Regions from separate parts of the Homo sapiens genome. Here all the other regions are linked to region 2. Evidence: chromatin loops called from intact Hi-C (ENCODE). Cell type or tissue: heart right ventricle. All regions are shown on one strand.

The links. A loop is a pair of places that touch in the nucleus more often than their neighbours do. Peaks named below come from ENCODE experiments on the same cell type or tissue, not always from the same donor. Only the 100,000 strongest peaks of a DNase experiment are listed, where the experiment ranks them.
Region 1: it touches region 2 in a loop (6-fold over the local background); 26 of 110 quality-filtered maps call a loop at or near these places.
Region 3: a loop joins it to region 2, with 8 times the contacts of the local background. A loop is called at or near these places in 24 of 110 quality-filtered maps.

The regions. Positions count from the first base shown.
Region 1 is chr1:33,370,622-33,375,621 of GRCh38, forward strand. It overlaps PHC2 (polyhomeotic homolog 2), which reads right to left. Exons shown (of 15, transcript NM_001385109.1): 2 at 4,745-4,972; 3 at 1,668-1,826; 4 at 396-473. The coding sequence starts at 4,918. Among named protein-coding and RNA genes, the nearest start is that of PHC2-AS1, 23 kb to the left of the region's middle. In heart right ventricle, no CTCF peak of the experiment used is centred here; no DNase peak of the experiment used is centred here; H3K27ac peaks cover 2,652 bases.
Region 2 is chr1:33,610,758-33,615,757 of GRCh38, forward strand. CSMD2 (CUB and Sushi multiple domains 2) reads right to left here. Exons shown (of 71, transcript NM_001281956.2): 40 at 3,747-3,863; 41 at 284-493. Among named protein-coding and RNA genes, the nearest start is that of ZSCAN20, 140 kb to the left of the region's middle. In heart right ventricle, CTCF peaks have their summits at 2,308 (motif pointing left) and 2,518; a DNase peak (open chromatin) is centred at 2,304; H3K27me3 peaks cover 720 bases.
Region 3 is chr1:33,216,830-33,221,829 of GRCh38, forward strand. It overlaps a transcript of ZNF362 not described here. Among named protein-coding and RNA genes, the nearest start is that of ZNF362, 37 kb to the right of the region's middle. RefSeq lists enhancers at 2,579-3,179, 3,314-4,098. In heart right ventricle, a CTCF peak has its summit at 1,990 (motif pointing right); DNase peaks (open chromatin) are centred at 2,062 and 4,372; H3K27ac peaks cover 529 bases.

The DNA.
Region 1 (5,000 bases), 240 kb before region 2:
TTCTGTTGGTGAGCTGTGTCCCCCTCATCCATTTCTTTCTCCCCCCTCTTTTGCTCCTTGGTTTATTCAGCCTCCTTCAGGAACGTCTGTGGTCCTTGGCTTTGGAGCAATCCCCCAGCCCTGTCCCATCTCTGACCTTGGTGCAGAGCTGCAGGGGGATCCCATGTTGAGAGAACTGAGCTATCCACAGAGAGCCCTGACACTGGGAGGATGACAGGGAGTTACTAACCTAAAGGTCAGTAAGAGACATGCCCTTTTCTTTTTCTTCCCGGTAAGGGCAATAGATTCCAGCCATGATGCTACATGGCCACGGATTCACCACAACTGGGTCTGGGAACTTGGGCATTTTGGTCCTGGGGCTGTGGACTCTGCTGCTGCTCCCCCATTCTACTCACCGAAGATGACTGGGCCGGGGCCTGCGCAGACACATTGCTGCCTGAAGTGCTTCCTTGTCTATTGGATACCAGGCTTGCCTAGGAAAGAACAAACTCCTCTTGCTAGAGTCCCAGACCTCCCCCAGTCACTCCTGGGCTCTCATCATCCACAGGAGGTGCTGCAGGCTGGTGTTAAGGACAACAGCCTCTGGAGGTCAGCCCCCAACCTGCCTCTATGTGGCCCACAGCAAGTATCCCGCCTCCTCTGTGAATAGGTGAGGATGCTAACAGTACCTGCCTGATAGGATTGCTGAGAGGACTGAATAAGGCAAGGCATTGCCACTGAGCACTCCAACTATTAGGCCACCGCCTTCGGTGTGTGGAGCCCTCCACTCCACCACTATCACACCCGGCCACCACCATCACACCCAGCCACCACCATCACACCTGGCCACCACCATCACACCCAGCCACCACCATCACACCTGGCCACCGCCATCACACCCGGCCACCGCCATCACACTTGGCCACTGCCATCACACCCAGCCACCGCCCCCCACAGAGAATTTGCAGACATGAGCTGGAGTGTCCAAACTGCCCTTCTCCCCATGGCCGGCTTCTCATCCTTCAAGTGTCAGCTCCAGTGTTACTCCAACAGACAGGCTTTTCCTGACCATGCAATGCAAGGCCGTCTACCTTGCCCTTCAGTCAGAACAATCTGTTCTTCTCTTTCATGGCGCTTATTGTAACTTAGAGATTTAAATATTTTGTTTCCTTGGCTATTCTGGTTCCTGTTTACTTGCTGTCTCCTATTGTAAGTGCCAAGAAGACAGGGTGCTCAGTATACCCAGTGCTTGATACAAACTTTGCATGCAGAAGGTACATAAAATGTTTTTCTGAATGGATAAATGAATGTGTTCTTCTCAGCTAAGGAGGAGAGAGAGCAACAATGGGCAGACAAGCTAAACAGGCAGTGCCCTTCGTTCACGAACGCTTCCCTGGAACCCACAGTCCTTTCCCTAGACCTGCGGTAAGGTGGTTAGGAGAGGGGCTCCCCGGCACTTCTTCCATGGGCTAGCATTCCGCCGCTATAGTCACTAGCTGCATGACCCTGGGCTCTGTCCTTCATCTGCCAAAAGGAGATAATGACAGTAGTGCTCGTGTCACAAGGACTTCTTTAGGTTGCAGGTAAGAGAAGGATGTGAAGCGCAGGTGCGGTGCCTGCTTCCTCTCCCTTTTGCTTCCACAACCAGGATGCCTGGCACCAGCCTCAAGGTCCTTCCCAAGTCTCACCTGCTGTACGGCTGCCAGGCTCTGGAGCTGGGCGCTGCTGAGGTGCTGCTGCTGGAGCGCCGCGGTCTGCAGCATGAGGTGCTGCTGCTGGGCGGCGTACATCTGCTGCAGGTACTGAGCGGCCGTGCTGGGCTGTCTGTGCAGGGCCTGCTGGATCACCTGAGAAGGGAGGGAGGGGGAAGAGCCAGGCTGGTAGCTGCCACACAGAACACCCCTTTGGCAGTAATGCCTTGCCCACCCCAGGTCTCTATAACTGCTCGGGAGACACCAAGATCTGTGACCACCACCACAGCCAATTGTGGCCACTCTCTAGGGCAGTGGGAGGACAGCTGTTCGCAGAGCTTCTTCATCATGTCTAACTTTGTCTATCTTGCCTCTCTCTGCAGCTCCTCCCCAGCACGGCCTGCTCCTGCATCAACTGCCTCGGTGAGGAGAATCAGAGCCGCACGCCAGTGCTTTAACCAACTCTTGGGCAGTAGGGAGGCTCAGGGAGACAGAAGGGTCTCCACCAGGCTTGTCAGGCACTCCTCTCCCTCTGTCACTCTGCAGCCTCAGATGAGAGTGAAGCTCAATAAGGCAGGGAAAAGAATGGGGGTGGAGGGAAGAGCCAAGTCAGCAGGGGGCCTACTCCAGCTTCAGCAACAGCCAGCCACAGGCAAACTTAGGTGGAGGCAATGCCTCCTTCTTGAGGCTGGGGCTGCAAGGCAGACTTGGGGCTGCTCCCCAGCTCTGCCCACAGCCTCTCAGAGTCCCATCAATCCCTTAGAATAAGGTTGTCTGGGCCTTACAGAGCAGGCCAGTGCCACAGGGACAGCACACTCCCCTTTTATTCTTTTTTTTGGAGGGGGGATGGAGTTTCGCTCTTGTTGCCCAGGCTGGAGTGCAATGGCGTGATCTCGGCTCACTGCAACCTCTGCCTCCCTAGTTCAAGTGATTCTCCTGCCTCAGCCTCCCAAGGAGCTGGAATTACAGGTGCCCGCCACCACACCTGGCTAATTTTTTTTGTATTTTTAGTAGAGACGGGGTTTTACCATGTTGGCCAGGCTGGTCTCGAACTCCTGACCTCAGGTAATCTACCCACCTCGGTCTCCCAAAGTGCTGGGATTACAGGCGTGAGCCACTGTGCCCGGCCCCCTTTAATTCTTTCCCTTCCTCTCTCTCTCCATCATTCCCTCTTTTTAGCTGCTGTCTCCCATTCCCTGGCCTTACTGCTTATTCCTTCTTTCCTGATGGGATTGGCCAATCTCCTGGAAAGGACAAAAGGCTGTCCTTTGATCCTCCCCATCCCCAGGAACAAAGAACAGCGAGTGCCTTTCCCCAGCCCTAAGATCCTCTGTCTTCTTCCTGTGAGTCCCAGAGACATTTCTCCTCCCTTCTCCCACTGGTCACCCTCCTGCCATCTCTTCCCAGTTGATGCCCTGCACTGGCCTTCACCAGGCTTCCCCCTATTTTCTACCCTTACCTCTGCTGAATCCCTGGCCACAGGCAGCTCCTGACCCTGGGCCCTGTCCCGGCGAGCAAGCCTTGCCAGAACGGGGCCCAGGGTCAGGTCAGGCTTTCCCCAGGTTGGTGTGACTTCTAGGGCTGACAGCTCTAGGACAAAACAGCCTCTGGCTCAGATTTGGGGTTCTGTAAAAACAGCCTGTTGTTATAGCAGATCCTCCGTGGGCTCTGGTGTCTCCCCAGACATCCCCATCCCAACTCTTCCACATGTTGCCCCCAGATTCCACTCCTCTGACGTGAACACCCCTCTCCGATACCCTGTTTTATTTTAACTCTATTCTTTTTCTCTCCTGCTCTCTCAGAATTATCTGTCTGTATTCCCTTTGCCTAGGCCTTTCTATTAGACTCCTGAAAGTGACCTCCCCAGCAGTCCAGCCCATGTAGTTGAGATCCTGTGACCCTTCCTCATGAGAAGATGTCAATGAAGGGAGACAGGAGGAGCCCAGGATGGTTCTGCATGCAACCTTGGGTGATTCCACTCGCCAGAACAGGACCCCAGACCCCCTTTTGCCTAGAATTGTGATGAGTGGCAGGAGTGGGTATATCTGAATGCCGTGGCTATAAATCAGAGCTAAGGTTCTCATGCATGATGGGCCAGGGCCAGGTGCTGGGGCTAGGGACAAGGGTAGGGGCAGGAAACATGGATTCACTAAGCACGAGGTAGAAATAAGTGGGAGAGGGAAGAGTCCAGGGTATCTGATGGCATCTTCTTTAACTTGGGTTTTCAGGCCCTCTTACTGTCTGTTGTGGGTTCTCCCTTGTTCCCTTATCTGGGCCTAAGTTCAAAGCAGGATGAGGTCACTTTTCTAGTATATCCAAACTGTAATAGCAAAGTCACTGGGAGTAAACACTTCTCAGCTGTGGTCTCTCTTTTCTGCCTGTATTATCCAGGAACCTCAAAAAAACATTGTAGTGATTAAGAACACAGGTCTGGGGTGAGAGGTTCAATTTTTTTGTCTTTACCTGAATGACCTTGAACAAGTTATTACCTTCTCTGAGCCCCAGTTTTCTCAACTACAGAATTGTGCCTAATAATAACCAAAAGGATAAGCGTGCAAAATGCTTAGTACCATGTCAGGCACACAGCAGATGGTAGTGCATGGCCCTGACTGCATTTAGGAGCAGTGAGCCGCCACCTGGAAGGCCTTCTGGATGACATTTGCCAACTGCTGCTTTAAGGGAGAAGGTAAAAAGCTGCAATGACAAAGGATTATTTGGGGGTTCTCTTTGGCTTTTGGTCTCTGAAAAACTGAGATGTGTTCTTCACCGGGCAATGGTCATTTAGAGAGTGGGTCTGGGTTGTGGCTGAGCAGCTCTTGGTCATGTATTATTTGTTATTGTTACTTGTCTGCCCTTTATACTTTCACACACGTGTCCTCCAAACTCCTTGATTGGGCCATTTTGCATCCTTCACCCCCTGTAACTATACACAAATGTGTATCTACGAACTCACTCCCATATGCCCGTTCTAGAGTCCACATCTAGATTATCCCACCAGACCATGCCAACACCTCCTCCTTGCTAGCCCTGGAGATGATTAAGGAGTATAATTCCCAGATCAATTAGACTCTTACCTGCACGGTCTGCCGGTCTGGAATACCACTGTACACAGAAATCTGGGGCCCGGTGGGGCGGCCACTTCCACCACTGCTGCTGTTGTTGCAGCCACTGCTGCTACTGGCCCCGCTGGTACTGCTGGTGGCACAGGCACTGCTAGATGTATGTGGGACTGGCAGCTCATTCTCCATGGCCTGCAGTGTGGCGCAGTCAGGGCGCTCGGATGGCAGAAGGGCAGGCAGATGCTAGGAGGGAAGAGGCAGAAGTGAATGT
Region 2 (5,000 bases):
AGGCACAGATGGGCCACTTGCCCAGGGACAGCTGTACAGAGTGGGAGCCTCAGAGGGTGCTGTTGGGCCTGCCACTCTTGAAAAGGCTGTGGGAGAACTTAAGCTGACAAATGGGGTCCGGAGAGATCTGCCACCAAAAGGAAGCTTCCCTGACTGGGCCTGCCACCGCAACCCACCCCTTATGGTGTTCTGTTTTCCCCCACATGGAAGGCTGGGAAGGTGGGTGGCTGGGGCAAGAGATGGAGATAGACAGAGAAGCAAAGGCGGTGCTCCTTGTCCTTACCCTGATACTCCAGCTTGAATCCTGGCCGATTCTGGGAGTGGTCGCTGTGGAAATACACGGTGGTCTCGTGGGACGTGGAGAGGAGGGAGCTTGGAAGCTCGCTTCCACTGAATCTTCCCATCATGCGGCTGGTCTCATAGGGGCCATTCCGGATTTCTATGTAGTCGTGGTTGGGCTCGGTGGAGAAGTTCAGGAACTGGATGTGAGCTCCTGGGAGCAAGACAGAGGCAGACAGTGCCCAAAGCAACACAGTCCTGCCTCAAGTGTGCTGCCTCATGAAAGCAGCTCCTGCCAGAGCCATGAGTCCCTGCTACTGATTTCCCACCCAGCCAAGGCTCCTAGAACTGGCTTTGGGAATTGCCCGTCCAGCCAAGTCTCTTGTCTTTGACAGGGCTGAACTTAAAAGTGTATTATTCATTCAAAAATAAAGGCATCAGTCATTTCAGAGCTCCACTGGAGTTCATTTTATTTTGTTGAAAACAAAGTTCAGGGTCAACACTTGTTTAAATTTATGATTCATATGTCCAATATCAGCATAAAGATAGTTTTGCTAGAATAAACTTTTCATTTAAAAATAACACCCCCAATACTTAATCAAAAGACAAGACCTTCAATACTGCTGTTTTCTAGAACTCTTATGATAATTCAGAAACGTAGGGCTTAGAAGTATACATTGTCCCCTCTGTTCCATAAAGAAGCCAAATAAAGTTTCTACTTTGGGATCTTAGTGAGTTAATCAAGACATTCTAGCAACCTGACAGGTTAAATAAATCTAATTAAGTTCTTAATGTACATAGTAATATACTCTTTCAAGAACGAAGGTGGGAACATTTATGTTTGTTTACTGATAAGATTTTTCAAAATTAGATCACCATGGAAAATGTTATTGAAGAAATATATTTACTGAGCATAGGAAAAAGCCCATATTGCATTGATAATTGTAAAAATCAGATGACAAATAGTATGCTGTATACAATTCTAATTTTTGTATTATAAAACATGGAAGAATATTAATTTGCCTGCTAGGAATATTTGCTGGGCATTTGCTGTACATCAGGGCTGTGCTAGGCATTGTACAGGATGAGCAAGATCAAGAAGGTCCTTGTCTTCATGAGACTTACATGGTAACGCTGGGAGACTAAGCCATTAGTGATTATCGCTGCACGATGAGATTATAGATGGATTTTCATTTTTAAAATTGGCTTATCTGTGCTATCAAATAAGCTCAGAATAAGCACGAGTATAATTCTTTTTGCATCTGATCATTTAAAGAATAAAATAAAGACTCGACACTTAATGTTGAAGATCTTTCATCTCCTGCCCTGTTCCATTCCTTTCCTGCCCTCCACAGAAGCAATCACATGAATTTGGAAGCTATCCTTCCAGTTCATGGTTTTGGATTCTTAAATATGTATCTGGGTTTATGTGTTTTCAAGATTTACATAAATGATATTATACTGTACATACAGTTTTTTACATAATATTGTGTTTTTCAAGGTCTATCCATGTTAATATACAAAAATATAGTTCATTCATTTTAACTGCATGTTAATTCCATTTTATGAATTATCCAACCATACAGTTCACTCCCCAACTCATGAACATGCAGATTGTTTCCAAGTTGCAGATAATTTTGTGATGGTTTTTTTTTTTTTTTTTGAGACAGAGTCTTGTTCGGTCGCCCGGGCTGGAGTGCAGTGGCACGATCTTGGCTCACTGCAAGCTCCGCCTCCCGGGTTCACACCATTCTCCTGCCTCAGCCTCCCAAGTAGCTGGGACTACAGGCACCCGCCACCAGGCCCAGCTAATTTTTTGTATTTTAGTAGAGACGGGTTTTCACCGTGTTAGGCTGTGATGACATCTTTGTATACATTATCTGAGGAGCCTGTGCTTTCCATTCCACTGCCCAGGCATCGTCCCCTCATATAGGAGCCCTGCGGGCTGCAGGCCCACAGAAGGGGCTCTTTAAGGATGGCGGAATTTCTGACTTGAACTCCAAGGAAAGAACTGGACTGTGACCGCCATCTAGTGGAGCAGCATGTAGCTGCAGCAGCTCTTTACACGCTGAGACCAGGTACCAAGTTAGGGACCTCGGCAGAATCCAACATTAACTTGAAAGCAAGGGATCCCGGGCCTTTGCAACTGGACCCAGCAGTAGCTTCTTCCCTGAAACCTGAATTAGCACCCAGAATTTAGAGGTGAAAATGGTGGCTGAACATAAGGACTTACAGGGAAAGCCACCTCATTCAAACTTCTGTTTGCCTTTGGATGTTGCCCTCCCCACCTTCTATCATCTTGGTTCTGCCTCAAGACTGGATGCAGAGGTACAGGGTCTCCCAGATCCTCTTAATGTCTCAAAGTCTGGAGTCTCCTAAGACTGCCGAGGGCGTCATCGCTTTGCTCCCAGTTTCCTTCAGAAGATGGTACTGAACACCCAGTTTCCTTCAGAAGATGGTACTGAACAGAAAATAACATCTTTCAGAGGGCCACCAAGCTCTCTCCTCCCCTCCAACCGGATTTAGAGAAGGCCAGTTAGACTGCTTTCTCCCAAAAGCCCCTTCCCTAATCTCTAATCACACTCCAGGCTGAATAATGAAGGATAAAATGGGAGATCTTCATTTCTGAGGCTCACAGACTGGCATTCAGGGCTATGCAGGCATAATCCCCTTGGGACATTTCATTCCTAGAAGCAGTGCAATGGCTTGGGCAAGATGACCCGTGCGTACGGCCCATCAGTTCCATGTCAGCACAAAGCCCTCATCCCTTCAACAGAGACATTTGGGTTAAATGATATTCCCAGTGCATAATATGTGGATCACCAGCAATTACATTTTGTACCCACACTGATGTCCTCCACACCCTGACAACCTCCCATGCCTAGCATACTCCAGCTCCAAAAACAAAACAAAACAAAAATAACCCCCCAAAACCAAAAAAACAACCTTCCCAGTCTCTAGGCCAGCTAGAATGTGCATACGAAGAAGAATGCAAACTCGATTTCTCATTGATTTGGCTCAATTTAATTAGGATGATAAATTAGACACTGGGGTTAAAAGTACAACTTGAGGTCCAGTCTCTGTACGACAGATTTCCGCCCCACCCCCGCCTTTTTTTTTAAGTCCCTGAGTAATTTATTTTTATTTTTTATTTTTAATATCAAGTGATACAGTGTTAGTTAGGTATAATCCGAGTAATTTCTCATTCCACATTCCTGGATTTTAGTTTATGGCTCAAATAATAATAATGGCAACCCCTAAGATTTTTCTCCCCCCTATATGTTAATCTCTGCCATTCTTAATTGGTCTTCACAATTGTACAAGAGGTCAACAGATGAGAAAACAGAGAGGCAGAGTACTAAACAGACTTGGCCCAAGTTTGTGCTAAGAGATTTTGGCGGACAGTAGTTTTAAGCTCAAGGGTCTGGGCTTGAAGCCTGTCTCCTCTGGGGGCTGCAGAGACTTACCAAAGCCCACGGGCAGTGCTATTTTCCAGGAGCAGTCCATGTTACTGGGGTAGTTGCCTGGGAAGCCGGGGCTCAGGATCACCCCCTCCATCTCCTCCACTGTTCCCCCACACTGTGCTGTGACAATGAGATGAGACAGAGGGTCAGGACAACATCAAGGGGTGTACAGGGCCCTGCCAATGTTTGGAAGCTCCCTTCAAGCAGCAGTTTTTAAGCTTTCATGAGTCATATAGCCCCTTGAGAATCCAAAGGAATCTTCTTAAAAGACTAAGCCCACGGGCAACATTCAATATGTACATTCAGGAAGGGAGGTACATTCTAGGACAGCCTAAAAGTCCACAAACCCAAGTTATGGACTCTTGACCTTGAACATGCCCTTCACAGGTCAGTTCCCTGGTGAGGATGTCCAGGAAAAGTGAGGAAGTTCTGTGCCAAAAGAAGTCCAACCATTTCTTACCGTATCCCCCAAATCTCCCTCTCCTCACTGCCCAATCTACTCTTTCAAGACTGCAGAAAAAGGATGAAGGAAGGGGACTGGCATGCATCAAGTCCCCACTCTGTGCCCGGCACCATGCCAGGCTCTTCTCAAATATATATTTCAGGGGGCAGGGTGGGCGGCAGGGGAGGCTCACCACGAGCCCATCCTCAGAAAAGTGACGGTGATCAGCATCCCACAGGAGCCAACCACCAGGCTGTCTGAGTGACCCAGGGGCTTAGGGACATCTGATATGCCAATCAAGGTGAATTCAGAGTCATCTGAGGATGCAGGGCTGGGGCACCCCTGCAGTCTGGTCAGTTGACATCAGTTCTTTTCTTTTGCATCTTATTAGGAAAAGGTTGTGTGAACAGAAAGGGGCTAGCCAGTCTTAGAGACCCAGGGAAAGGATCATAGAACAGGGATTGGCAGGTCCAGGCAAGTGCTTTCTGGGGAGAGGACAGCTTGGCAAACAGACCCGAAAACAGTGCAGAGTAGGCTCCAGCCTCGACTGCCTGTGTCACAATCCCACCTTCACTTCCGATGGGACCGTGGGCAAGTTCAAAACCCTCCAGAACTCGGTTTCCCACAACTGTAAAATGGAACTAGTGACAGCACCCTTCTAATGGGGTTGTTGTGAGGTCATATCAGAAAGGACTGCATTTACTTGGGACAAGGCTGGCACATGTTGTAAACCCCTAATGAACAGCAGCTGCCGTTAAATGAATGGTTTCCATAGCAAGGTCTTTGTAGTCTCTAATGGGGGAAAGTGCCTTGGG
Region 3 (5,000 bases), 390 kb before region 2:
GTGGCTGGAGGGGCTGGGCAAGGGCTGCAAATGGAGGGTGGGTTCACATCACTGAAGGCCTTGAATAAGGGCGGTGGGGAACCACAGAGAGCTTTTCCAAGCAGAGGCGACGCGTGGGAGTAGAGTTTTCAGGGAATCCCCCTAGGGTGGTGTAGAGAATGAATTGCTGAGGCGGTTCTGGAGGCAGGAAGACTGGGGATGGAGAGAGGCCACCATCCATCCCTTACAACCCAGCTTCCAGCTCAGCATCAGGAACAGGCACGTGGCACAAAGATGTTCCCAGGGAGCAATGACTTCCTGGCTCAGTGCTAAGGAGGCTAAATTGGAGATAATTGTACTCCCAGCAAATCAGTAACAGCACCATCTCAGTGGAAACCTGCTGCCTAACCTGATCTAACTTCTGACCTTCAGATCCACCTTATGAAGTGAGAGCAGTGAGGAAGGAGCCCTGGCCTAGGGTCTGAAGGCCTGGGTTTTGGTGCCCAATTCAGCACTAGCTCACTGTGTAACCTTGGCCAATTCCCTTGCCCAATCTGAGCCATGTAATCTGTCACTCCTGCCTCACACAGAGGGTGTTAGACCAGCAGGCGTTTTCCTCTCTGACCATCTAGGACTCATTCCAGGCAACTTTACACTGGGTCAGATGCAGCTCCAGATCTCTGCACCCCACCTTAATATCCCAACCACCAGCTTGCTGTCCTAGCAGGGCCACCCCCATCCTACCACTGGGCTCCCCCACCTGGGGAAGCAAGATCTTCTGACTGTTCTCTTTCTTCAGAATGAAAACAACTTTATTGTTTTCATTATTAAAATAATATAGACTCATTAAAAAGAAATTTAAACCATAAGAGAAGTATACAGGAGAAAGTAAAATTTAAGTGAAATCTTATTATACAAAGGTAGCCACCATTAAGATTTTGGTAACAGTCTTCCAAGATAACTCCTTATGTTCACACACACACACAAACACACACCCACAACTTTATGTAAACTGGATCATAGTATTTTAACTATGGTGCAATCTCAGTTTTTCACTCCATAATATGTCATGGATATCTATGTAAAAAATATATTTATCTTATTACTGTCAAAGTTTTACTTTGATTACATACTCACATACAAATATACAATTTACATAAATGTATAAACGTGATCAGCATGAACATGAGCAGAATCCAGTTACGTCTTTATTTTTAGTGGCTCCCTATTTTTCTCTATAGTCCATAGATGGACCATAAACACTGTAGCAGCAAACACCTTTAAACATATATTCTTTTGCATTTTTAGGATAAATTTCTAGATGCAGAACAGTTAGGTAGAAAAATGTAGGGGCTGGGCATGGCAGCTTATGCCTATAATCCAGCACTTTGGAAGGCCAAGGTGGGAGGATCACTCGAGTTCAGGAGTTCAAGATCAGCCTGGGCAACATAGGGAGATACTGCCTCTACAAAAAATTTAAAAATTAGCTGGGCATGGTGGTGTATGCCTATGGTCCACGCTACTTGAGAAACTGAGGCAGGAGGATGACTTGAGCCCTGGAGGTCGAGGCTGCAGTGCCCTGTGATTACACACACCACTGCACTCCAGCCTGGACCCTGTCTCAAAAAAAAATGTGAATATTAAAATTTTTGATATTGCCCTCCAAAAAGCTAGTACCAATCTCACTGCTACTGACAATACATGAATGCCTGTTTCTCAGCACTCTTTCTAAAAGAAGGCATTGTCAATTTGTAATCTAACAGGTGAACTTGTCATTATTGTTTTTATTATCATTTATTTGGTTATTAGTGAAATTGATCATCTGCTTATTGGCTATTTGGATGTTTTCTTTTGTGAAATGGCCTGTTTATGTCCTTTGTCTATTTTTTTCTGTTGGATTAAATTTGTTTGTTTCTTATTGCTTTTTAAGAACTCTTTGTATATTAGGGATTTAACCTTAACCCATCTGGTTTCTCAGGGTCCGTGGAGTTGGGCAATGTAGTCCCCTGTGAAGTCAGATTCCCAAGAGATTGGAACAGTTCTGCCTCTGGTCAGTGGAGGGCAGCAGTGGCAGCAACATTCACTTTCAGGCTGGACGCACAGGTCTGCCCAGGAGCTGGACATACACACACACACACACACACACACACACACACACACACACACACACACATACACCACCCCCTGCCCCCCCGCAAGAGACTTCCTTCCTTTCTCAGGAAGCCACTTGATTCACTGACCCTTAAGGGCCCCAAACACAAATTATTTCCCCTTAGTCTCTAGAGATAACCTCTAAACATTGAAGAGAATCAGGCTCTGAAGTTAGACTGGAGTTCAAAATCCAACTCTGTCATCTCCTGGCTGGGGGCTGGGTGTGACATTCATGACCTCTGTACCCTCAATTTCCCCATCTGTGAAATGGGTCCAGTGGTACCCACCTTCACTGGGTATGATGACGGTAAAGTGTACGGTTGGCGCTCAGTGAGTGTGAGCCCACAGTGGGCCTGCCCAGCCCACTTCCCAACCTCTGCCCGCCATTCATTCATCGGCGGACCAGAGACAAGTTGGCTCCTGCTGTCTCAAGCCTGCCCACATGTTTGATTAATTCTGTGTCTAAGAAAGATTCACTGGGTAGTATGGAGGGAGATTGCAGGGCAGGAGCCCAGCGAGGAAGGGGAGGACTCGTGAAGACCTAACCAGGTAGCATGGGCAGCAGGGCCCAACAGGAAGATATGGTGTTCCCAGGCAGAAAAGGCCAGCACATGGCCGTGGGTGAGATGTGCTGGCCAGGAGAGGGGTGAGACGGGGCATGCCCAGGTTTCCTATCTGAGGGACTGTGTGGACAGCCAAGGAGTAGGGGCAGTTTTGACATGGGGTAAGTTCTGCTTGAATTCTGCTGAGTTTGAGGTGCTGGAGGGACTTCCAGGATGCTTTCAGCAGTGGCAAATCACAGCTCTAGCCTGACCTCTCCCCATCTCTCACACCTGAAAAACCTGGGTCTATCCCTGCCCAGGGATCAGAGCTGCTCTAGACTAATTCAAGCCAAGGGAGGAAATTGTTTCTGTCCTTACTTCCTTTCCCGTCTTCCTCCTTGCTACCCCAACTCCCCCTAGATACCCTTTTCCAGCTCAGGGCCCCCTACTCCTCCCTTATACTGGGAACAAGGCATGGCCGAAGAGGCCCCTGGCTCAGAAGGGGAAACTGGAAAAATGGGTTTCTGATGGGCATGACTATGGCCTGGGGGTGGATGAATCATCAGAGCCAGCAGAGGGAGAGCGCAGTGGAGCAGAAGGTGAGTGCTGGGCCCAGGCCCCGGAGGCTGTGGGCTTTGTAGGGAAGGAAAGGTGGGCAGGGAAGGGGTTGTAAGGTCACAGGACTCTGCAGTGGGGGGTTTGGGGGCCTGTCCTGAGTTTCCCTCAATCTCCAATCTGGTGCCATGGCTAAGGCAGGATTATAGACTTCTATTCCATTGTTTTTATTAATAATGATAGCAATAACAGCTGTTTGTAGATTGCTTACCATATGCTGGGCCTCCTGCTAAACTCTTTACAAGCATTACATCCTCTAACCCTCAGTTACCTTGTGATTGATCTCCACTTTAAGATGTGGACGCAGAAGCTCAGAGAGGTTAAGCCACTTGTCCTAGGCCACACTGAGGAGTCAGGGAGTCAGGGCAGAGCCATCTGTTTGTCCCCAGTTCCTTCAAACCCACCCCCCTACAGTCATGTTGGACTATGTCATGCACCCACCAGAAGGTGCCTCTGTGGGTGTGGAGGCGCCATCTGTGGCTGATTTGTCCTGAGGGCAGGCCTCAGGAGTCTGTCTGGCTTGCAGCATCGCAGGCCTGGGTTCTACCACTGCCCAGCCAGGCCTGACTATGACTTGGGTGAGTTCCTTTTGCTCTCTGGTCCTCAGTTTCCCCATCTGTCCAACAGTGTTTTCCAACATGGGGTCCCAGGAACCCAGAGTCTTTGGAGCTATAATCTGGGTGAAGCAACCCAGCGGGTGTGGGTACATTCAGCCACCGTTAGGTCACCCTATAGCCATGGTTCTCCTAATGCCACGAATTCTGGGCAAGTTCTTTGAATTTGTGGGTTTCGTAGGGAGGAAAGGAATGAAACTGGTTGATGCTCTGTGGGGAATGTGGAAGGGTGTGGCCCATCAGATTGACAGGGCAAGGGTCAGCAGAAAGAGGGTGGCAGGGCTCCTTGGGGTTCCTTAAAGTTGTGCTGTTCTGTGAAGAAGAGACAGGGCCATGTGTGTATGTGAAGGGTGGTGCTGGGGGGCGGGGTGCCGACCATCAGCCCGAGGCGTGGAGGGCAAGACCCGGTGTTTCTCTCCTAACCCTGGGATTGGCAGTGGGTGGTGGGTGTGGCTTCTGGAATCCTATCAATCCCTCCGGAATGTAAGAGGCTTAAGCAAACCCCAGCCGCAGGCAGAGGAGTGAGGTACGGGCCAGGACCTGTCCTGACTGTGGGTGGGGATCCTGGGAAGGGCCCCCATCAGGCAGGCTTGGGCTGAAGCCAGGTTTGGGGTGGGCCTGCCCAAGGAAACTGCACAGTGAGTTTCAGGCACCCCTGTCCCAAACTGGCTTTTCCTCCCTGCTGCCAGGAACCAGTCCAGCCTCACTCCTCCACACCCACATCACCAAGATTATACCCACAGGGTTGCTGCCGTCTTTGTATATCCATAGTTTTCAAAACATAGAGTGCCCAAACTATACCAGGCATTTCTCATCAAGATCTTATTTAATCCTCACAGCTTGCGCAAGTATATATTTGTAATCACTAGTTTTTACATAAGGAAAATAAGTCTCAGAGAGGTTAAGTGAGCTGTCCAAGGTCAAGCAACTACTAAATGTCAGAGCCAGGTACTGGCTCATTCCAAAGACAATTCATTTTTCATTTCACTAAGCTGGTGTTTCAGAGGGAGTAAGAACTGGTCCTTAACTTTAAGGTGTGTCTGATCTGTTCCTAGAGGGTTAAACAGATGGATAATCTCACCCAGCATGAACGATGGGG